Linked DNA regions of Homo sapiens: region 2 is linked to region 1. A link is an interaction called in ENCODE POLR2A ChIA-PET data of the cell type or tissue named here. Cell type or tissue: HepG2. All regions are shown on one strand. Each heading gives the region's core, and the rest is flanking DNA. Links, peaks and the distances in the headings are about the cores only. Region 1 holds the start of LOC105373002 (a long non-coding RNA gene). Region 2 overlaps SYN3 (synapsin III).

Region 1 (11,616 bases), core at 3,477-8,476:
TGAGGTCTTACATTGAAATCTTTTTTTTTGAGACAGAGTCTCACTCTGTGGCCCAGGCTGGAGTGCAGTGGCGCGATCTCAGCTCACTGCAAGCTCCGTCTCCTGGGTTCATGCCATTCTCCTGCCTCAGCCTCCCAAGTAGCTGGGACTACAGGCGCCCGCCACCACCCCGGCTAATTTTTTTGTATTTTTAGTAGAGACGGGGTTTCACCGTGTTAGCCAGAATGGTCTCGATCTCCTGACCTCCTGATCCACCCGCCTCGGCCTCCCAAAGTGCTGGGATTACAGGCATGAGCCACCACGCCTGGCCCATTTTGGTTAATTTTTTTACATGGTGAAAGGTAGGAGTCCAGTTTCATTCTTCTGTATATGACTAGCCAGCTATCCCAGTATCATTTAGTGAATAAGGGAGTCCTTTCCCCATTGCTTATTTTTGGCAACTTTGTCAAAGATTAGATGGCTGTAGGTGTGCAGCTTTATTCCTGAGTTCTCTATTCTGTTCCATTGGTCTATGTGTCTGTTTTGTACCAGTACCATACTGTTTTGGTTACGGTAGCCTCTTTTGCTTCTTTCATGTTTGTGAATTAAGTTCCTTTTCTTTTTTTGAGACACGTTCTTACTCTGTTGCCCAGGATGGAATGTAGTAGTGTGATCATGGCTCAGTGGTGCTATCATAGCTCACTGCAGCCTCGATCTCCTGGCTCAAGTGATATACCATCTCAGTCTCCCTAGTAGCTGGGACTATAGGTGCCACCACAGCTGGCTAACTTTTAAATATTTGTTTTGTAAAGGCAGGGTCTTGCTGTGTTTCCCAGGCTGGTCTCAAACTCCTGGCCTCAAGGAATCCTCCCACCTTGGCCTCCCAAAGTGCCTGGATTACAGGTGTGAGCCACCATGTCCCTTTTCCTTGGATGAGTGCTGTTGTCAGAATCTGTGGTTTAGCACTGAATTGGATGACACTTTGTGTGGCTATTGGATGTTATAAAGTCCTATCCTCTTCCCATTTGATCCTGATCCAATTCTTCAGTCTCATGCTCTTGCTGCCACTCCTTTCTTCAATCCATATGTTCTAGAACTGCAAAACTGTTCTCTCCACAAACACACAGGCCACTCTTGCCTATTTACCTTTGCACCTGCTTTCCTCCAACTGAAATGCTTTTTCTCTCCTCCCTCTGCCTGGTGAAGGACTATACTGTCTTCAAGTCTCCACTGAGGCCTCACCTCCTCCAGGAAGCCTTCCTTGGTACCCCACAAATCACGCTGGCTGCCTCCTCTGCCCATACTCCCAGGAATGAACCTCTATTGTAGCATTTATCCCATGCCTCTCTGCTAGATTGTAAGCTCCTTGGAGGCAGGGACTGTGCCTTGTTTATTGTGTACTCAGAATCGACCAAAGTGCTGGCACAAGATGGCTGTTTAGAAAGGGTTGATGAATTAATGAGACATTATTAATCTCATTTAGATCAAATTCTCCTTGAGAGATGACTTTAAGCTCCTAGGCCAGCGGTTTTTAAACTGTGTTCTTCAGAGAACTAGGGGTTCCACTAAGAAGCTGCAGGAGTACCACTGGGGTGGAGTAGGGGCTAAGCAGACAGGACTCCAGCCCCAGCTCCTCACAGTCTTCATAAATCTATTCATATTTGGCCGGGTGCGGTGGCTCACGCCTGTAATCCCAGCACTTTGGGTGGCCGAGGTGGGCGGGTCACAAGGTCAGGAGATCGAGACCATCCTGGCTGACATGGTGAAACCCCATCTCTACTAAAAATACAAAAAAATTAGCCGGGCGTGGTGGCGGGCGCCTGTAGTCCCAGCTACTCCGGAAGCTGAGGTGAGAGAATGGCGTGAACCTGGGAGGCAGAGATTGCAGTGAGCGGAGATCGTGTCACTGCACTCCAGCCTGGGCGACAGAGCAAGACTCTGTCTCGGAAAAAAAAAAATCTATTCATATTTGTCAGATCACTTGGATTCATCTTTGATTTAGAAACAGAGTCACAGGGGTATTATAAATAAGCATCGGGCTTCAAGTCAGAAGGCTCTGGTTTGCTACGTAGCTTAAGCTGGGTGTGCCTGGGCATTCGCCCAGGTCTCTGCCTCTGCAGCAAAACGGGGGTGACCAAACCAGCCCCACAGATTGATTATGAAGAGTAAATGTGGTCCCATGGCATCATCATATATGAGAAACACCTCAATACATTGAGCACGAACGTCAACAATGGTGATTAAATTACAGGCAGTCAGGCAGGGCTGGCCTCTTTCTGACTTGTGATCTGAACCGTGGAGCTCACGTGTTCAGAATGAACATCACCTCACTGGAGTTCAAGGCTCTGCAACTCGTACGTGCTTCAGAATCCCTGGGAAGCTAAACGTTAAGATGTGAGTTCTGGGGCCGGGCGCGGTGGTTCATGCCTGTAATCCCAGCACTTTGGGAGGCTGAGGCAGGCGGATCATGAGGTCAGGAGATCGAGACCATTCTGGCTAACACGGTGAAACCCTGTCTCTACTAAAAATACAAAAAATTAGCTGGGCGTGGTGGCGGGCGCCTGTAGTCCCAGCTACTCGGGAGGCTGAGGCAGGAGAATGTTGTGAACCCGGGAGGCAGAGTTTGCAGTGAGCCGAGATGGTGCCACTGCACTCCAGCCTGGGCGACAGAGCAAGACTCCATCTCAAAAAAAAAAAAAAAAAAAAAAATTGCCTAGGGCTGTTGGGGTGTGGGAGGAGGGAAGGGGAATGACTGCTTAATGAGTATGATGTTTCTCGCTGGGGAGAGGAAAATGGTCTAAAATTGAAGGTGGTAATGGTTGCACATATCTGCGAATATACTAAAAGCCACTTAATACTACACTTAAAGTGGGTAAATTGTATTGTAAGTGACTTATATCTCAATAAAGCTGATATTAAGAAAACGAAAAAGTGCTTCCTGAGAAATTGGGGGACCTCATTGTTTGAGAAACCCTTTTCAGGGGTACAGATTGCCCCTCCCCAGCCTCCAAAGATGGAAACTCCCATATTTCTAGAGCATTTCCTCTGGCAATCCTCACACTGTGCTGGTTAAGTTTCCGGTTAAGGCCCGGGTGCGGTGGGTCACATCTGAAATCCCAGCACTTTGGGAGGCAGCGGCAGGTGAATCACCTGAGGTCAGGAGTTTGAGACCAGCCTGGTCAATGTGGGGAAACCCTGTCTCTACTAAAAATACAAAAATTAGCCAGGCGTGGTGCAAGCGCCTGTAATCCCAGCTCCTCGGGAGGCTGAGGCAGGAGAATCGCTTGAACCTGGGAGACGGAGGTTGCAGTGAGCCGAGATCATGCCACTGCACTCCAGCCTTGGGTGACAGAGCAGGACTCCATTTAAAAAAAATAATAATAATAAAGAAGTTTCTGGTTAAGGATTCCAACCATTTTCTAGAAGGGCAATCCAAATCACAAGACTGTGAAAGGACTTAAGCCACACTCAGTGTCCTACCCCAAACTTTTTTATTTTGATTTTGATTTTTTATCTTTTTATTTTATTTTTTTAATTGAGATGGAGTCTTGCTCTGTCGCCCAGGCTGGAGTGCAGTGGCGCAATCGCGGCTCACTGCAAGCTCCGCCTCCTGGGTTCACGCTATTCTCCTGCCTCAGCCTCTCCGAGTAGCTGGGACTACAGGCGCCCCCACCACGCCTGGCTAATTTTTTGTATTTTTAGTCGAGATGGGGTTTCACCGTGGTCTCGATCTCCTGACCTCGTGATCCGCCCGCCTCGGCCTCCCAAAGTGCTGGGATTACAAGCGTGAGCCACCGTACCCGGCCTTATTTTTATTTTTGAGATGGGGGTCTCACTATGTTGCCCAGGCTGTCTCGAACTCCTAAGCTCAAATGATCCTCCCACCTTGGCCTCTCAAATACTGGGATTACAGGCTTGAGCCACTGTGCTTGGCCCTATCCCAAACTTTTTGATCAGGCCCCCTATCAAAAAAAGGTGAGGATGCATCTCAATATATGATGAGTTATTTGTTTTTTAAATCTACCTAAAAGTTATACTTGTATTAATATGCTGATCCATATGGACATTATAAAATGTGCACACAATTTACACTTAAAAAGATGAGCTTATAAAAGTGATAGGGAAACCTTTTTTGAGGAAGTTATTTGTTTGTTTGTTTTTTGTTTTTGTTTTTTGAGATGGAATCTCACTCTGTCACTCAGGCCGGAGTGCAATGATGTGATCTCAGCTCACTACAACCTCTGCCTCCCAGATTCAGCAATTCTCCTGCCTCAGCCCCTCCTGAGTAGGTGGGATTACAGGTGCACGCCACCATGCCCGGCTAATTTTTGTATTTTTAGTAGAGATGGGGTTTCACCATGTTGGCCAAGCTGGTCTTGAACTCCTGACCTTGTGACCCACCCACCTCGGCCTGCCAAAGTGCTGGGATTACAGGCGTGAGCCACTGCGCCCCACCAAGGGGGTGAGATTTGAGCAGGGATGTGAAGGATGTTTATCTTCACACTTTGCGTTGCCACCTAATCTCGCCCCACAGGGGTCAACTTAAGCCTTCTGCCAAAAGCCCAGAGAGTCCTTGAAATCACTGTAAGAGATCTCTAAGAATAATGAGAGGGCAAATTAGAAATGGTGGGGGGGCGGGGGGGGCAGAACAGACCCATAAAGGAAAAGATAAATGAAGAACAGAGGAGGGAAAAAAGAGTTATAGTAGAAATAAATCAGAAGACCCCATGTTCAAATCTCAATATTTCAAACCTCTAATATTTTATGATTGGTATGAATTTGACCTTGAGTTTAGCCTTCTCATTTGTAAAATGGAGGTAACAATACTTCTCCTATAGGACAGTTCAGAGCATTTACTGAGAGGATGTGCTTAAAGAAAGAGACAAGGGGCCGGGCGCGGTGGCTCACACCTGTAATCCCAACACTTTGGGAGGCCGAGGCGGGTGGATCACAAGGTCAGGAGTTCAAGACCAGCCTGGCCAACATGAAGAAACCACGTCTCTACTAAAAATACAAAAAATTAGCTGGGCACCTGTAATCCCAGCTACTTGGAGGCTGAGGCAGGAGAATCGCTTGAACCCAGGAGGTGGAGGTTGTAGTGAGCCGAGATCTCACCACTGTACTCCAGCCTGGGCAAGCGAGACTCTGCCTCAAAAAAAAAAAAAAAAAAAAAAAAAAAAAGCGACAAGACTGACTGATGATGGGAGAAAGGAACTATTCAGGGAGGGAGATGGGAGACAGAGTGCAGTTTCACAAACATATACTGAATACCCACTGAGTGCCAGAAACTGTGCTAGGCAGGACATACAAAATGGAATTTGACCCCATTGCTACCCTTTGGGGAGCCTGAAGTTTAGCAGGGAGACGAGACATATAAGCAGATAGTCAACCGTACATTCAGGGTTGGAGGCTGGCAGTGGAGGGGAGGGGTATGAGGTGGGGAAGAGGAAGAGGGAGGTGCTCTCCACCAGTCCCTGAAGGCACACTGAGGATAAAGATCCTCCTTCTAGGTGGCAGGTGGCAGCTGTCCTGCCACGTGAGTGTCAGGGGCCCTGGGAATGCCTTTTCAGCATGCCCTGGCTCCACGCAACCCTCCCAAATAAACGCCTTCCAGCCCAGACAAGCAGGAAGTGTGCTGGGCTGGCGGATGGACTGACGCTCGCACATGCAGGCACATGCACAGGAAACTGAACTGCTGGGCAGGTTATTTTCGTTTTTCCCTTTCCACCACCACTGGAGCAATCAGTGACATTCCTTTCCCTCCTAAACACACAGGTTTGTGTACCAGAGCCTGGCAGGAAGTGAAGAAATCCCCTTTGGAAGAGCAGCAGCGGCCTCTATCCCGTGGCCTCCTCCCTCATTCCTGGGGTGGCTGCCTGGGGCCTCCCAGTGCTGTGGCCTTGGTGGCTTTTCTCCTCTTTTTCTGACTGTTCCGGGAAAGGGGAGGGATGGGGGAGAACCTGGTTCAGACCTCTTTTTGGAATCACAGTGCCTTTGGCCCTCCACTGCCTAGCTCTCTCCAGCCTCAGCTCAGTTCTTAGAATGATGTCGTAGCAGGAAGTGGTTGGGGAAAGGGTGGTGAGAGGTGGCAGACACAGGAGGAGAGAAGAGGTTCCCAGGTCCGAGAGAAAACACCAGAGGGGAGAATCCAGAGAGGACTCAGAGGTGAAACTGTGCCTTTTGACAGTGACATTCCTTCCTTCAAAACACTTTTCCTAAGAAAATTAAGAAGGCAAGGACAAGGGACCCAGAATCCTCCCTAAAGCCAGACAATAATTAAATGAGAGCTAAGGGCCGAGGAGGGCAGATCACCTGAGGTCGGGAGTTCGAGACCAGCCTGACCAACATGGAGAAACCCCGTCTCTACTACAAATACAAAATTAGCCGGGCATGGTGGCGCATGCCTGTAATCCCAGCTACTTGGGAGGCTGAGGCAGGAGAATCACTTGAACCCGGGAGGCAGAGGTGGCGGTGAGCGAAGATCGCACCACTGCACTCCAGCCTGGGCAACAAGAGCGAAACTCCGTCTGAAAAAAAAAAAAAGCTAAGGGCCCAGGAATGGCAGAAAAATACCTCCTTGCATCTTAAACTTGTCTGCTTTAATAATTTACTCTACAAGTAATACGTGCTTTCGTGTGTGTTTAAAGCTTGTGAGGCTGGATGATATTTCTGAAACGTTAATTGGTAATTGTTTCCACCTGGTATGTCCTTTCTCTTGAGACCCTTCTCCATTTGAGCCAGTGGGCTGCTCTGTGGCTACTGCTTTGGGAAAGGGACGTAACTGCTCCCTGCCCTCTGCTTTTGTTTCCAAAACCCAAGTTCTTAGGAAAACCAAAACAACTCTTGGCATAGGAGACAACAGATTTGGGAGAAATACGGTATGTAAGAGCAGGGCTTCTCACCTCTGAGATGAGACAAGAATTCCCTGTCTGGGGGAAAGGGGAAAAGTGGAGGTAAATCCACAAAAGGGGATATTTTGGGGGTTGGGGTGGGGTGGGGAGCTGTACCCCACTTCTGGCACGTGAGCCTTGGAATAAGGAACAAGTCCCAAGGAGATTCAGGCAAGGAGGGGACCTGCACATTACTTCCTGGTAGAACTATGTCACTGGAGAAGCAGCAGGACCCTAGAGTGGAAGTGGCTGCTTGAAACGTCCAGGTGGATGGAGCCGCGGAAAGGGTGCCTACTGAGGTATGAGAATAGCAGGAAGATTCCCGTGCATCCAGGAAGAGCACAGAGCAGTGGAGATGCATGGAATGGATCCCTGGCTCAACAGCAACCTGTGTGGACCATCAGCTGAGCACCTAGTGATGGACATCTCCATGAATGCCATTTGGATCAATAACATTGGTGTTTCCTCCCACTGTCTTGGAACTAACTCAAGCTCCAAAAGTCTGGCGCAACTCTAGGAGAAGGGGAGGGAACCCCAAACTGACTTTTGTTCATGCTGGTGCTTAAAATAGAAAATGAACCTTAGAAAAATCCACTTACATTTCTTGCATCTGAGTCCCCCTGGGAAGGTGGATGGAGAACCTGACTCATAAGGTCGCTTATTTAGTGTTGGCAGTTTCCATAAATATTTACACCTGAGTTTTAAACATCCGGCTAGCGCTTCTTTGTGCTAGATCTTTTTTTGGGGTAATAGAGGGATAAAGAAGGAGCAGATGTGTTATAATAGGTGCTCCAAGAAGATTGCAAATACAGCGTTATGGGAGCAGGAGGATGTTGAGAAAGTCTTTCCAGGCCCTGCAAACTATGAGTAAGGGTTTTCTCGGGTTTGAGTCAAGGATTGAGGCACTTCTGATTTGACTGGCTTTGTGAGCAGAGACTGAGAAACAATGAAACAGTGGAAAGAATGGAGGCAGATATTGCAGAAATACAAGAATAGCAAATGGCAAGGCCCCCTCTCCCTCTGTGGTTCTGTTTTGGATGAGATATTCCAGATGGAGCAGCTGAAGTGAGTGGAGACCTGTTTGGCTTGTGGAAGAGGTTTTGGTTCTGTATGGAGAGTAAAAAGCCATCAGGTTAAGAGACAAGGGCTGGCTCCCCTGAAGCCCCCTGCCTTCGCTGGTTGCTGGGAACCAAGTGAAACTCTCTTGAACTTGAGTCAGCTTGAATACAGGTCTGTGTGTCCCTGTAACTGCCAAAGGCTTGGGGGCTTGTCTGGTCACCTGTTTTATGTGTCTGGGTTTTACCTCTCCTACTTATATTCTATGTCATGAGAAAACTGGCCTTTGGTCTTGGAAGACACCACCCAGAATGCCCCTCTGCATGTCTATGAGTTCCAAATCCAAGGGGGTCAGCAGAGGAGGGACCCAGGGATCTCCAGAAGGCCTCTTGGTGTTCTTTTCTCGGAGCCTACTGTGGGCTCCTCTTCCAAGGCTACAGGCATATGAGGTAGGGACAGAGATCCTGGTGGCATCTGAGATGATGTTTGGTGATGCTTGAAAATAGCATCAACAGACTGAATCATATGCTGAGAAAGTTATTTCCTTTTCAGTGAATTTTCTAGCTTTGAGATTTTTCTTTTTCTTTTTTTTTTTTTGAGACAGGGTCTCACTCTATAGCCCAGGCTGGAGTGCAGCGGTATGATCATGGCTCACTGCAGCCTTGGCCTCCTGAGTTCAAGTGACCCTCCTGCCTCAGACTCCTGAGTAGCTAGGACTACAGATGTGTGCCACTGTTCCCAGCTATTTATTTATTTATTGAGATGGAGTCTTGCTCTGTTGCCCAGGCTGGAGTGCAGTGGCGTGATCTCAGCTCACTGAAACCTCCGCCTCCTGGGTTCAAGCAATTCTTCTGCCTCAGCCTCCGGAGTAGCTGGGATTACAGGTGCGCGCCACCATATCTGGCTAATTTTTGTATTCTTAGTAGAGACAGGGTTCCATCATATTGGCCAGGCTGGTCTCGAACTCCTGACCTTGCAATCCGCCCACCTCGGCCTCCCAAAGTGCTGGGATTACATATTTTTAATATTTTTTTACATTTTTTTTGTTTTTGGTAGAGATGGAGTCTCACTATCTTGTCCAGGCTTATCTTGAACTCCTAGGCACAAGTGATCCTCTCACTTCAGTCTCCCAAGTAGCTGAGACTACAGACACACTTTTAGAAAAGTTTTTGTAGGGATTGGGGGGGTGTCTCACCACATTGCCTAGACTGGTCTCAAACTCCTGGCCTCAAGCAGTCCTGCACACTTCAGCTTCCCAAATTGCTGGGATTACAGGAGCCGCTACACCTGGCTTAGCTTTTGAGACTCTATTAAGGAGAGTCTTAGTTTGGTTCCTGTGCTCTTTCAACACCTCCCCAATATTAGCAAACCTCCCACTTTCCTGGAGAGCTTGGAGCCCATAGCAAGCAAGAGTATCCAGCATGAATTCAATAATATTGCTTTGTTCTTGTGTTTTTTATGGTTATTTTCTTTTGTCAGGAGATACTGGTTTTCCATTTATGGTAGTCATCAGTTTCTTTGAAAATAGGTTTATTGAAGATAAAACTTAAAAATATCAATAATTATATGAATTACAGTATACACAGTACATAAATATGGTAAAAATTGTAAAGGTTGTGACCAACGATTGAAGTTTGGGAAACCCGGACTTAAAGTTTTGGCCCCAGTGAAAATCCTGCCCTTAGTAGTTTAATGGAAAGAGCACAGCATTGGTTAGAAATATCTGCATTTGAGACTTGGCATTGTAAAGCCCTGTTTGGCACATATTAGCTACATGACCATGGGCAGGTTGATTAACCTCTCAAAGCCTCAGTTTCATTAGCTGTAAAATGGGAACGTACTACCTCTTGAGGTTGCTGAAAGATTAAATGACATCACACACACAGAGTATACGCTGAGCTCAGAGCCTGGCTCACAGCAAACAACTAAGATGGACAATTATGATTTTTGTTGTTGTCCAAGAAGCACCTCTTTTACTCTGAGGTGCCACACAACAGTCATTGGCCACTCATACCAATGAATGTGCATTTTACATTTTCTCCCTGCAGGGAGTTTGGATGGGCACAAAGTAAAACAAAGAGGCCCCTGGATGTGAAGGAGTGTATGAAATTAGGAAACAAGTATCTCCTGACCACCTATTACAGTTGATTGTATCATCGTTCCTAATTCTTCACCCCTCTCTGTATCAATACCTGTTGTCAGGTGACTTGATAGTTTCTTCCACTAGAGGCGGAGTATACTTCCCCTATCCCTAATTCTGGGCTTGGTCATGTCGCTTATTTTGGCCAATGGGCTGGTAGCAAACGTGACACAAACAGTGGCTTAAAATGTGCTTGTGAATTTGGGTATGACCCTCTTGTACTGCTGCAGTTAGCCATGTCCTGGCTAGCTTGCTGGTCCACTCAGCGCCAGGCCTAGAGCAGCCAATTCCCATCTGACCTGTGAGAGCAAGAATAATTATTTTTTAAGCCGCCGAGCTTTGGGATGGTTTATTATGTTTCAAAATTGTGACAATAGATGTTAATGACCCCTAGTATGTACCGAGTACAGGCATTTTCGTATAGTCTATTTAATTTCATCTTCAAACATCCCCATTTACTAATGAGGAAATTGAGACTTTGAGAAAGCCCTCCTGGTCCAAGATCACACAGAAAGGAAACAGCTGAGCTTGGAGGCAACCCTGTTCCAACTCCCAGAACATGCTCTTCTTACTACACCACGGAAGAATGGGGTGGTGGGAGGCGGAACACAACAAAACTAGCTTCGCGGCTGGGCCCAAGGCTGGTCCCATCTAGAGTCATCTTTGAGACCACAAGAGCCAACATCATAAATCTAGAATTGTGACAACACAGGATGACTCAGGCAGGGGGTGGCCGGACAGGGAAGCCCTGGTGAGGGGCTGGTTGGTTATAAAACCTCAGTCTAAATAGGGACAGGGCGGTAACATTAGTAGACAGGGCTGGGCCACAGAATCGGGTGGTTTAGGACAAATAATGACTTGAAATTTATTTTGGAAAATATTTTCCCAAGTGTCTCACTGGGCCTTGTGGGAATGAGAAAATCAGTGGGGAAAAAGCCAGGAGAAAAAGCTGATGAGGCTGAGAAGGGGCTCATGACTAGTAGGCTTTGATTTCATAAAATTCAGAGCATTAGATGTTCCTGGAGGTGAACTCTTACTCATGCTATAGAACTCTTCCCCCAATTCCCCCGCTCTGTGAGTTATCCCATCATAAGACAGACGCAATCTCAAATTTCTCTATTCATTCTCCAACAGTTATGACAACGGCCAGCATTCATTGAGCATGTACTAATTGCCAGACACTATTCTAAGCTCTTTACACTTTTCTTTCTCTCTCTCTCTCTCTCCCTCCCTCCCTCCCTCCCTCCCTCCCTCTCTCTCTCTCTCTCTTTCTTTTTGAGACAGAGTCTCACTCTATCACCCAGGCTGGAGTGCAGTGGAGCGATCACAGTTCACTGCAACCTCTGCCTCCCAGACTCAAGCAATCCTTCCACCTCAGCCTCCCGAGTAGCTGGTACCACAGGTGTGTACCTCCATGCCTGGCTAATTTTTGCATTTTTGTGGAGACGGAGTTTCACCATGTTGCCCCGGCTGGTCTCAAACTCCTGGGCTCAAGCGATCCCCTCATTTCAGCCTCCCAAAGTGCTGGGATGGCAGGCCACTCTACCTGGC
Region 2 (11,616 bases), core at 4,208-9,207, 290 kb after region 1:
ATTTCTGTAACTTTATTTTTGTAAACAATGTTGTAAATTCAGGAAGAATATGGCAGGTCTAGAATAAGACTTGAAGATGTCTATTTTTGCAAAGTGATTCTTGTGTTCAGGCAGCATACCTAGGAGTGTCCTCAGCTTTTCAGCCCGTCCTGCCTCAGTGCAGGGCCATGTTGAGAACAATCTGGGGATGTTTCCTACTTTGGCTGCCACTAGAATCACGAGGGGAGCTTTAAAAATATGAATACCTAAATCCCACCCTCAGAGATTCCAGTGCAATACGTCTGGGACACTGCTTGGGTATCAGGATTTTAAAATAATTCCTAGGTGATTCTAATCTGTAGCTAAATCTGAGGACCAATGGGATAGTTGTTCTTTTTTTTTTTTTTTTGTGGCAGGGTCTCAATCTGTCATCCAGGCTCACTGCAGTGGCTCACTGCAGCATCCGCTCCCAGGTTCAAGTGATTCTCATGCCTCAGCCACTCAAATAGCTGAGACTACAGGCGCACACCACCACACCTGGATAATTTTTGCATTTTTATTAGAGACAGGGTTTTGCCATATTGCCCAGGCTTGTCTCAAACTCCTGATCTCAAGCAATCTGCCCACCTTGGCCTCCCAAAGTGCTGGGATTACAGGCGTAAGCCATTGTGCCCAGCCGGGATAGATGTTCTTGTTTTTACCTGTTACAAATGAAGGAGATCCAGCCACCCTACCAAATAGGGAAGCAGACACGAGTACAAAAAATACCAAATATGAGCACAGATTCCTAAACAATAGCATTTTAGGCTTTTTATAGTACTTGTGTGCAAAATGAGGGTGCTATGAAGAAGTACATGAAAGTATATATTTAGCATTATTCTCCTAATCTCCAATAATCAGGAACTTCTTTATGTCTCCTTATAGTTTTGTCCATTTTTGAAGTATATCTTGAGGTATTTTTATATAGTGCTTATACATTTAAAATTATTTCTTCTAAGTAAATGAATCTTTATCATAATAAATTACTTCCTTTTCCCTAGTAATGCTTTTCACCTTCGAGTCTATTTTTTCCCCCAGACATTAATGCAGCTGCATCAGTGAGCTTTCTTTTGCTGCACAGTTGCATGGTATATTTTTCCCCTTTCTTTAACTTTCAAATTTTCTATATGCTTATATTTTAGATGAATGTCTTGAATGGAAAACATTTAGATTTTTTAAAAGTTACACTGATAACTCTTCTCTTTAATTAGTGCATTTAGTCCATTTACATTTAATGTAATTATTGGTATACATACACTGGTGACACAAATATTTAACAACTCCCAGAGTACTTTGTGGGGTTTGCAGTTCTCACAAATGACCATGAGAGGGCGAATCCAGAAGATGCACAGGCATTTATAGCCTTGAAGAGACAGGAGAAACCAAGCATTCACTCTCTGGGGTTCCACTACTACTTCTGAGGTTCTTCCCTACAATGTCTGGGCATCCTGTGGCCAGGGGAGAACAAGAATATGGGCTTGGGGACAGGAGTGTGGTGGACTGGGGGACACAGGAACAGTCTCATGGGGTTAAGGTGGCTGAAGTCACTCAGTAGGCTCAAGGCAATGGCTATTTACCTACCGGTATAGAAAAGTTTCAATATTTTAATAACCAGCACTGCTGTATAAGCAATTCAGAATGATATCAGATCAGACCTGCTGTTATATTGGGTGTAAATCAACCATTTACTTTGTGTTATTTACAACACCTGTTCTGTGTTGGTTTTTAAAGCCTGCTATTAATATATTTACTTTTTTTTTTTTTTTTTTGAGACAAGATGTTTCTCTGTCACCCAGGCTAAAGTGCAGTGGCGTGATCACAGCTCACTGCAGGTTTGACCTCCCCGGGCTCAATCAATTCTACCAATTCAGCCTCCCTGAGTAGCTGGGAGGATTTCTGCTATTTTTTTGTATTTTTCATAGAGATGGAGTTTCACCATGTTGCCCAGGCTGGTCTCAAACTCCTGAGTGCAGGCAATCCACCCACCTGGCCTCCCAAAGTGCTGGGATTTACAGGCGTGAGCCACCACACCTGGCCATGTTTACTTTCTTCCCTGACAATACAAGGGCCTCAGAATATCTTAATTCCATTTACCCTCAATCTCTACTAACTTAATGTTGTATATTTTAATCCTTCATATATTTTTAAATCCATAAAATTATTTTATTGTCTTTTGAAGACAATACCTATTAACACCACTTTCTTTGCCCTTCATATAATCTTGCAGCTCTACGTTAATCTGAGGTCATTTTATTTTTGCCTAAAGTACATACATACTTTACAGTTTCCCTTTGTGAAGGTCTGTAAATGTTTTTATTTTGCCATCATTCATAAAAGATGTTTCTCTGAGGATAGAATTATAGGTTGGCAATTAATTTCTCTCAGCACACTGAAGACATTTTTCCACCACTGTTCTCAGGAAGCTGCCAGTCTGTTACTTTAACAAAAGTACAGATGTTCCTTAACTTACAAAGGGGCTGCATCCCAATAAACCCATTGTAAACTGAAAATATCCTAAGTTGAAAATGCATTTATTGGCCGGGCGCAGTGGCTCACACCTGTAACCTCAGTACTTTGGGAGGCCAAAGTGGGAGGATCATGAGGTCAGGAGATGGAGAACATCCTGGCTAACACGGTGAAACCCCGTCTGTACTAAAAATACAAAAAATTAGCTGGGCATGGTGGTGGGCGCCTGTAGTCCCAGCTACTTGGGAGGCTGGGGCAGGTGAAGGGTGTGAACCTGGAAGGCAGAGCTTGCAGTGAACCGAGATCGCACCACTGCACTCCAGCCTGGGCGACAGAGCGAGACTCCGTCTCAAAAAAAAAAGAAAAAAAGAAAATGCATTTATTACCCCTAACCTACCAAACATCATCGCTTAGCCTAGCCTACCTTAGACATTATCAGAGCACTTACATTAGCCTACAGTTGGGCAAAATCTTTGAACAAAAAGTCTATTTTATAATAAAGTGTTGAAGATCTCATGCAATTTATTAATGCTCTGCTGAATGAGTGTCACTTTGCATCATCACAAAGTCAAAAAATCATAAGTCAAACCATTGTAAATTGGGGACCATCTGTAATCTGCCTTTTTTCCTCTGGCTTTTTCTTTCTAAATATCACTATTGAGTCTTGGTGTGGAATTATTTTTATTTATCCGCTTGAAATTTGCCAAGCTTCTGCTTTCGGTGGTTTGGTATCTTTCCAAAACAATCATTTCTTCAAATACTGTCTCTGCTCTATTCTCTTTTACCTCTCTCTTTTGAGATTCTGATTAAATGAATATTAGGCCCTCTCCTAGAATCTAACAGTCTTTCCTGCACCTCCGATCTTTTTCTCTCTGTGCTTCCTTCAGGATAATCTCTTCAGCTGTACCTTTCATTTCATAAACGCTTTTTCAGCCATGTCTAATGTGATGTTAAACACAATAATTTTGATTACTGTAGTTTTCATTTCCAGAAGTTGTGTTTAAAAAAAAAATGGTTGTATCGGCTGGTCGCGGTGGCTCACACCTGTAATTCCAACACTTTGGGAGGCCAAGGCCGGGGGATCTCCTCAGGTCAGGAGTTTGAGACCAGCCTGACCGACATGGCAAAACCCTGTTTCTACTAAAAATACAAAATTAGCCTGGTGTGGTGGTGCATGTCTGTAATCCCAGCTACCCGGGAGGCTGAGGCAGAAGAATTGCTTGAACCTGGGAGGCGGAGGTTGCAGTGAGCCAAGATCATGCCATTGCACTCCAGCCTGGGCAACAAGAGCGAAACTCCATCTCAAAACAAACAAACACAAAAACCTGGTTATATAACTTTTTTTAGTGTCCTTTTCTCCGCAGATATCTCCATACCTGATTTTTTTCAATTTGATATGTATAGTTTTTAAAAATAACCTGTGTGATAATTCTAATGTCTTCTGTCTTTGAGGTTCTGTCTCCATTGTCTATTGTTCCTGTTTCACCTGGTTATCTTTGACTACGTACTAGCTATTATACAAAAAAATTATTTGAAGGATCATTTGAAGCCTAGCTTGAAAGTGCCTTCCTTTACATAGGATTTGCTTTTATTTCTGGCATGTCTGGGATCACCATAAACCAAGTTCAATGCCTGAGGTTTCCTGGAGGGCTGGGGTATTCAAACTGCAATTCAAGCTGCAAGTACTTGTGAGGGCTCACCTACTTGTAATTCATGTTCACCTAGAAGCTGTAGTCCTTTGGGGAATCTCAGCTTATTGTGGAGAGGGTCTACTGTTACACTCCCTATTGTGAGTGGCCCTGAGTGTTGATTTCTGTCTCCCTTGCCTCCACTAAGCTCTCAAAACCAGTTGCAAATTTGGCTGATCTAGTGAATACTCTCAGGATACAGGTGGCTTTGTACTCATTTACCTGTCTGGGTTTTCATTTTCCCATCAGTCTCTTCCTGGTAATTCCTTACTGTCACACCAACTCTTAGAAGGCCTTTAAAGACTGTAATTATTTAGTATCAGTTTTTACGTTGTTTTCAGGGGAAAAGCTGGTCCAAATGACCTAGCCCACCGTTACTGGAAATAGGAAGCCAAATGTCTTTCATGGCATACAGTAGGCACTCAATAAAGAATGGCTGAATTAGTTGAATTATCATAATTTACCAAATGATATGGTTTGGCTGTGTCCCCACCCAAATCTTATCTTGAATTGTAGCTCCCACAATTCCCATGTGTCATGGGAGGGACCTGGTGGGAGGTAATTGAATCATGGGGGCGGGTCTTTCTCATGCTGTTCTCGTGTTAGTGAGTAAGTCTCAAGAGATCTAACGGTTTTATAAAGGGGAGTTTCCCTGCACAGGCTCTCGTTCTCTCTTGTCTGCCATCAGGTAAGATATGCCTTTCACCTTCCACCGTGATTGTGAGGCCTCCTCAGCCACGTGGAACTGTGAGTCCAGTAAGCCTCTTTTTCTTTATGAATTACCCGGTCTCGAGTATATGTCTTTATCAGCAGCATGAAAAAGGACTAATATACCAAACATGCACCTTTTTTTTTGGATCTGTCTTTATTTGCAGAGGCTGTTTCCTACTCTTAGGATATACTTCTCTTTCCCTACACCCAGCCTGAGAATGTCCACATTCTACCATTGGACCAGGCTCAGAACAAATGTTACCTTTTCCTCAAAGCTTTTCCTGTTTTCCCTCCTTCCCCAAATCTGAATCCTGTCTCTTCCTTCTCTAAACCCTCATGAGACCTAGTGTGTATCGTTCTCTGGGTACTTAACTAGATAGCAATGTATTCATACATGTGTTTATCTCGCCTATGGATTTATACATTCTTGTCATTTTTGGCTTCTGAAGAAACCCCTCACTTGCTCTCCAATTCAGCATAAATTACAAACAGATTTCTGAACATATTATATATCTAGTGCTTTTAGTTTTGGTCTACTTGGAGAAGATTCTATGAACACTTAGTCTGCCATATTGCAGGAAGTTGAATTTCATTTATTCTAATAAACCTTCCATTCGTACCGCACTTCAGAGTTAACAGGGTGCTGTCATACATGTGAGTTTCTGTAAACTTTAGCAGCCTCTAACTTCAGTGCATATCATCATGCTGCAGATGAGAAGTAGAGGACAAAAGGGACTAAATAATATGCCAGAGCAGAGCCTCAAAGCCAGAAATGGAACCCAAGTCTTTTCTCTCCAAGCCCAGGGCTCACTTGGGGACACCACAGGTGCTGCACGTATGATATGTGCCGCTGGTCATTACTACTGCAACCACACCTGGGAAGCAGACATTCTGTACAGGAAAGTACATGTGGCAAAGGAGTTAGGTCGCAGGAAGTGGACGGAGGGGTGGGCTACATGAGGTTCCACGTATGCAATTCTCAGAAGGTTCTGCATATTTTAATCCTACTTACCTCACCACTTTGGTCCCATTTCTCACGACCTGCATGTCCACCATGCAGCCCCCGGTCACATAGGCAGCTAGGTTCAACTCTGAGAATTCAGCCTGAAGAATAAAGCAAAGCAAAAAAGGATTCATCAAATACCAACGGTGGTAACAACGGTTAACACATATTGGGTACTTAGAGGTACAAAGTACACCTTTAAAGCTCCCCTCAAACTTAGGAAGTTGCCGATATTATTTTCATCTTTCTTTTTGAAAGATGAGGAAGCTGAGGCTCTAAGAGGCCTGGTGGCATGTCCAAGGCAGCACAATTAATACAAGGCCAAACTGGATTGAAGCCCATGTGTCTCTGATTCAAGGACCTATGCTTTTAATCCTTGCTAATTTCTGCCTCTTTGAAGGTGGAAGAGGCAATTCCAGCTCCAAGACCAGAACATGCCAGATGCTGTTTGATGGGACATTTTCTCTAGATTTTCTCACCTTCATGCTCTACAGTAGTATGGCATCATGACTCTGCAGATGCTGTTTGATGGGACATTTTCTCTAGATTTTCTCACCTTCATGCTCTACAGTAGTATGGCATCATGACTCTGCAGATGCTGTTTGATGGGACATTTTCTCTAGATTTTCTCACCTTCATGCTCTACAGTAGTATGGCATCATGACTCTGCAGATGCTGTTTGATGGGACATTTTCTCTAGATTTTCTCACCTTCATGCTCTACAGTAGTATGGCATCATGACTCTGCAGATGCTGTTTGATGGGACATTTTCTCTAGATTTTCTCACCTTCATGCTCTACAGTGGTATGGCATCATGACTCGGTGATTATTTCTCTCTATTAACGGACCCACCCCCCACCCTGGTCATATGCCCAGTTTTCTTCTCTTGGTAATGGCCCCTCCTCTTGCTCCATCCATCTGGTTACAGCAGCAGCACCATGTTTGTTCATTGACATACTGCCCTTTTGGTCACAGTTGATGGGGTAAGCATCTGACTCGGGGTGGAAGAATGAGATACTCTTCCCTGAGAGTTTGAAACTGATGAGTGAGTCATGCAGTTTCTTTCTAGGTGGTTGTATCTTTAATGCACAAACCATGTTTTCTGTCATCTGCACTGGCAAAGCACAGAAAACCAGGGTGGAGAGAGACAGAGAGAGGGAGGAATGTCACAGTCACCAAGAGAGGGGCAGGGGCAAGAGATGGGGATGTTTATGTGCCAGCTACAGACCTACCTTTGGATTTTGTGAGTTCATCTTTTGGGTTGCCTATTTGTTTAAATGAGCTTTCATGGATTTCTGTTGCTTACAACCAGAGTCCCATGGAATACATCCCTCTTACCAGATGACATGCTCCCTGGGATTTCTCACTATAACCACCTGTCTTAGTCTCCCAAGGCTGCTGTAATAGGTGGCTTAAACAGCATAAATTCATTCTCCACAGTTTTGGAGGCTAGAAGTCCAAAATCAAGGTGCTGGTAGGGCTGGTTCCTGCTGAGGGCTATAAGGGAAGGATGTGTTCCAGACCTCTCTCTTTGGCTTGTAGATGGCCATCTGCTCCCTGTGTCTTCTTACATTGTCCTCCTTCTATATCCAAAGCTCCTGTTCTTATAAGGACACCAGTCATATACACTACCCTCACTTTAATAGCCTCACTTTAACTTGATTACCTCTTTAAAGACCCTATCTCCAAATAAAGTCACATTCTACTGTGGGTTAGGACTTCAACATATGAATTTTGGGGGTGACAAGTCAACCTATAATGCTATCGGCTAAAATGCATAGCACCAAACTGTGCCTTATACACAGTAGATGCCAAAAGCAATTTCTTTGGGTTTAATGGATAAACATAACCACTCACATGTATGAAGCACTCACTATGTGCCAGGTACCGGCCTAAGCATTTTACACATATGAATTCATTTAATCCTCATGCTTGTCCAGATGAGGAAATGGAGGCAGAAAAAGATCAAATAACATGCACAGCATCATATAGTAGGTAGCAGAGCTGGTATTCAAACCCAGGCGGTGTGGCACCAGGGCCTGTGTTTTTGTTGTTGTTGTTGTTTTCAGACAGAGTTTCACTCTTTCACCCAGGCTGGAGTGCAGTGGCTCAATCTCGGCTCACTGCAACCTCTGCCTTCCAGTTTCAAGCAATTCTCCTGCCTCAGCCTCCCGAGTAGCTGGGATTACAGGTATCTGCCACCACACCCAGCTAATTTTTGTTTGTTTGTTTGTTTTTTAGTAGAAAGGGGGTTTCACCATGTTGGCCAGGCTGGTCTTGAACTCCTGACCTCGTGATCCGCCCGCCTCGGACTCCCAAAGTGCTGGGATTAGAGGTGTGAGCCACCACGCTCAGCTGGCCCTGTGCTTTTAACTGCCACACTCCATGGCCCCCACTGTTCAGCTGAATGAGGCATTAGGTGGCTTATAACTGGGAATTTTAGGGACCTAAAAACAACCCATTTAAAGAAAAAAGTTTACATTGAAGGGAAATATCATTTCATGGCAACTTAACTGTATCTCCTTGGAGTCATTTAACAGGAATTATGACCAAAGACCCAGCCATCTCCCCAGATAGCATTAGAGCAAACCGGGAGTACTTACGCCTCTTGCTGTAATTAATAACCTCATTATGCTGTGGCAAGGCGAAAAGATCACTGTGAATGAGTCCAGGTTAGTAAATAGTGGTAATGGCCTAGTTATTAAGTTTAATGCCTTAAACATTCAGTCCCATCATGTTCAAGATTCTTAGTTGGCAAGGTCACAAAGAAGAATTAAGAAGAAAAGTTGTTGCTTATGTGCGCAGATAAAAAGACATTAGAAGAAAGTTGCAAAACAGGATACCTGGTCACCAAATATATGCAGAGAGGGAGTGAAACAGAATCTTGGAAGATAGAATCTCTGACTCAAAAGTGGCAAGGACCCAAGGGCTGTCTCGCTGCCCAAATGGAAAGAGAGATACCTGGAGAGAAGTCACACTCAGGCTTGGATGTACAAGTTAGAGGTTCATCTTGTTCAGATGTGGGTGTCTAGAGTTATTTCTCAGTTGTGGTTTATGAATAATTACAGGAGATAACTGCCTGGGTTGCAAGGTAGCCAGCTTCCGTGGGATCAAGCAGAAAGGTGGCCTAGCAAAGTAAAAGGGCATTCTTCTGTTATTTAACTGTCTAAAACCTTCAGCACCATGGAAATGAACACAGAGGTGTCCAAACCACCTTCCCTTCAAGATAGCTTGATAGCCTTTCTGGTAGAATATGAAAGAGCAGCCATTTGGAAGACTCTCATGAAAATTGTAGTGAATTGAATTGTATTCCTCAAAAAGCTATGTCCAAGTCCTAACCTCTGATACCTGTGAATGTGACCTCTTTGGGAACTAGGGTCTTTTCAGATGTAATCCAGTTAAGGATATCAGATGAAATCATCTTAGACTGGTGGGAGTTGCGGGGGAGGCACACTAAATCCACTAACAAGTCCTTAGAAGAGAAGAGACGAGGAAAAGACAGAAAGACACAGGAAAGAAGATCATGGGAAGATGGCAGCAGAGATGGAGTGATGCTGCCACAAGCCAAGAAATGCTGAGAGTCACTAGAAGCTGGAGGAGCCAAGGAAGGTCTCCCCTGGAGCCTTCAGAGGGTGTGCAGCTCTGCTGAAACCTTGATTTGGGAATTTTGGCCTCCAGAACTGGAAGAAAATAAATTTCTGTTGTTTTAAGCCACTAAGTGTATGGTAATTGTGGAACCTAGCAAATTAAAATAATAACTTTGGGAATTGAATGCAATTTCAGTATCATATTCAAAGTCACCAGGGCTCGAAGAAGGTCAATGTGGCCAGGTAAAGCTCCTTTATTCACTTCACCAAAAACATGCGCATAGAAATCTGCACCTAGACTCATTCTCTCTCTCTCTTTCTCTCTCTCTCTCTCTCTCTCTCACACACACACACACAAAATAACAAATTAGTTATTCACCTATATCGCAAAAAACGCTACTATCAGAATTACTTAAATATTCTGCATGAGCTAACCTTTTCACCACAAATTATTTTGACCTCTAAGGCTTTTGGTATGGTATTTTTTTTTTTTTTTTTTTGAGATGGAGTTTCACTCTTGTTGCGCAGGCTGGAGTGCAACGGCGTGATCTCAGCTCACTGCCACCTCCACCTCCCAGGTTCAAGCAATTCTCCTGCCTCAGCCTCCTAAGCAGCTGAGATCACAGGCACCCGCCACCGCGCCCGGCTAATTTTTGTATTTTTAGTAGAGACAGGGTTTCACCATGTTGGCCAGGCTGGTCTCAAACTCCTGACCTCAGGGCGATCCACCCGCCTCAGCTTCCCAAAGTGCTGGGATTACAGGCGTGAGCCACTGTGCCCAGCTGGTGGGATAACATTTTAATACTACACATTAGGCACTGTGGTATGGACAAATGAGTACTCAGAGAGACTACATTCACATGTAAGCTGTTCAATATACTAGCTGATGAGTTTAGTGAAGTTACTGATTTGAATATCAATTTTGATATCTTTAAAACAGAGGTAATGATATCAATAATATCTATCTTTAAATGTTTTTGTGATGATTCAAGACAATGTATATGAAACATCCAGCACAGGGCTGAGACTCAGTAAATAGTTGCCATTATTATTTTCAAATATTCCATTGTCTTAGTAAGCTTAAACTGAAAGCATCCAAACTGGTGTACCCTGAAAAAGAACAACTCCTTCAAGTATTTATAACATATACATTTAAAAAATATATGGAGGTGTGAAATGTAAAGACTTCTGCATATGGCAACAATGAAGTACCAGAGATTACATATACACTCCCATCTTAAACAACAATAAAGCCAGACAAACTGCATTACATATCAGTTTTCAGGAACTAGACAACAGGCATTTCAGGACTATGATTCCTGTAAGAGGGAACAAAATTATCCCTATGTTTATCCTAGCTTACTGCCTAGAGGCAGTTTCCAGGCAGCAGAACAGCATGGGAGAAGGCAGAGTTCATCAGTTTCACTGAGTTAAGGATACAAAGATTGAAGTTCAGGGTAGCCATGGCAGCTAAAATTTGCAGGACAGAGTATAGGAAAAGATGAATCTGCAGAGAAAAAATAAAACAAACAAACAAACAAACAAACAAAAAACCTCACAAACTCCAGGGAGATCTATGTCTTTCGCTGAGTAACTAATTTGAGCATACATGAAAGGAAAGTAATCAAGGCCAGGAAAAAGCCATTAGGAAACAATCTCCAGAATCCACAGAGCTGGGAAGAACCCATGTGCTCACCAGCTAGAGGGTAAAGACCTTGTCAAATGGGTAGGTTACTCAAAATTTCATAGTGGGACTGAATTATCCCTGGCCAACAGCATGCTCTGGATCTAGGACGACCAGTTTGTCCCGGTTTGCCTTGGGCTTTCTCAGCTTTAAAACTAAAAGTCCCATTTCTCAGAAACTCTTCAATCCCAGTTTTACAGTGAAAGTCCCATGTCTTGGAAAACTCCTTAATCCCAGGCAAACTAGAATAATCAATCACTCCATGTAGATCTGTCCCAAGAAAAGCTTAAAACCAAGTCTTGAATGGATCAAGTTTATTACAAGTAACTTAACTGCATCTCAGAAAAAACTAAACCACTGTTTAAAGGAATCTAACAAAACCCAGCACCCAACACATCACATTCACAATGTAAAAGTAGTGACATTCAATCACAAATTACGAGGAATGCAAAGAAGCAG

Evidence for each region. ChIA-PET counts read pairs that join two places held together with the same protein. Peaks named below come from ENCODE experiments on the same cell type or tissue, not always from the same donor. Only the 100,000 strongest peaks of a DNase experiment are listed, where the experiment ranks them.
Region 2: POLR2A ChIA-PET joins it to region 1 with 6 read pairs; 3 of 35 experiments call an interaction of 5 or more read pairs at or near these places.

What each region holds. Positions count from the first base shown.
Region 1 is chr22:32,638,943-32,650,558 of GRCh38, forward strand. All of the region lies in intron 6 of SYN3 (synapsin III), which reads right to left. It overlaps LOC105373002 (a long non-coding RNA gene), which reads left to right and starts at 2,289. Exons shown (of 4, transcript XR_938176.4): 1 at 2,289-2,373. In HepG2, for the core only: a CTCF peak has its summit at 5,827; a DNase peak (open chromatin) is centred at 5,739.
Region 2 is chr22:32,925,495-32,937,110 of GRCh38, forward strand. SYN3 (synapsin III) reads right to left here. Exons shown (of 14, transcript NM_003490.4): 4 at 5,896-5,987. Among named protein-coding and RNA genes, the nearest start is that of SYN3, 130 kb to the right of the region's middle. In HepG2, for the core only: no CTCF peak of the experiment used is centred there; a DNase peak (open chromatin) is centred at 6,887.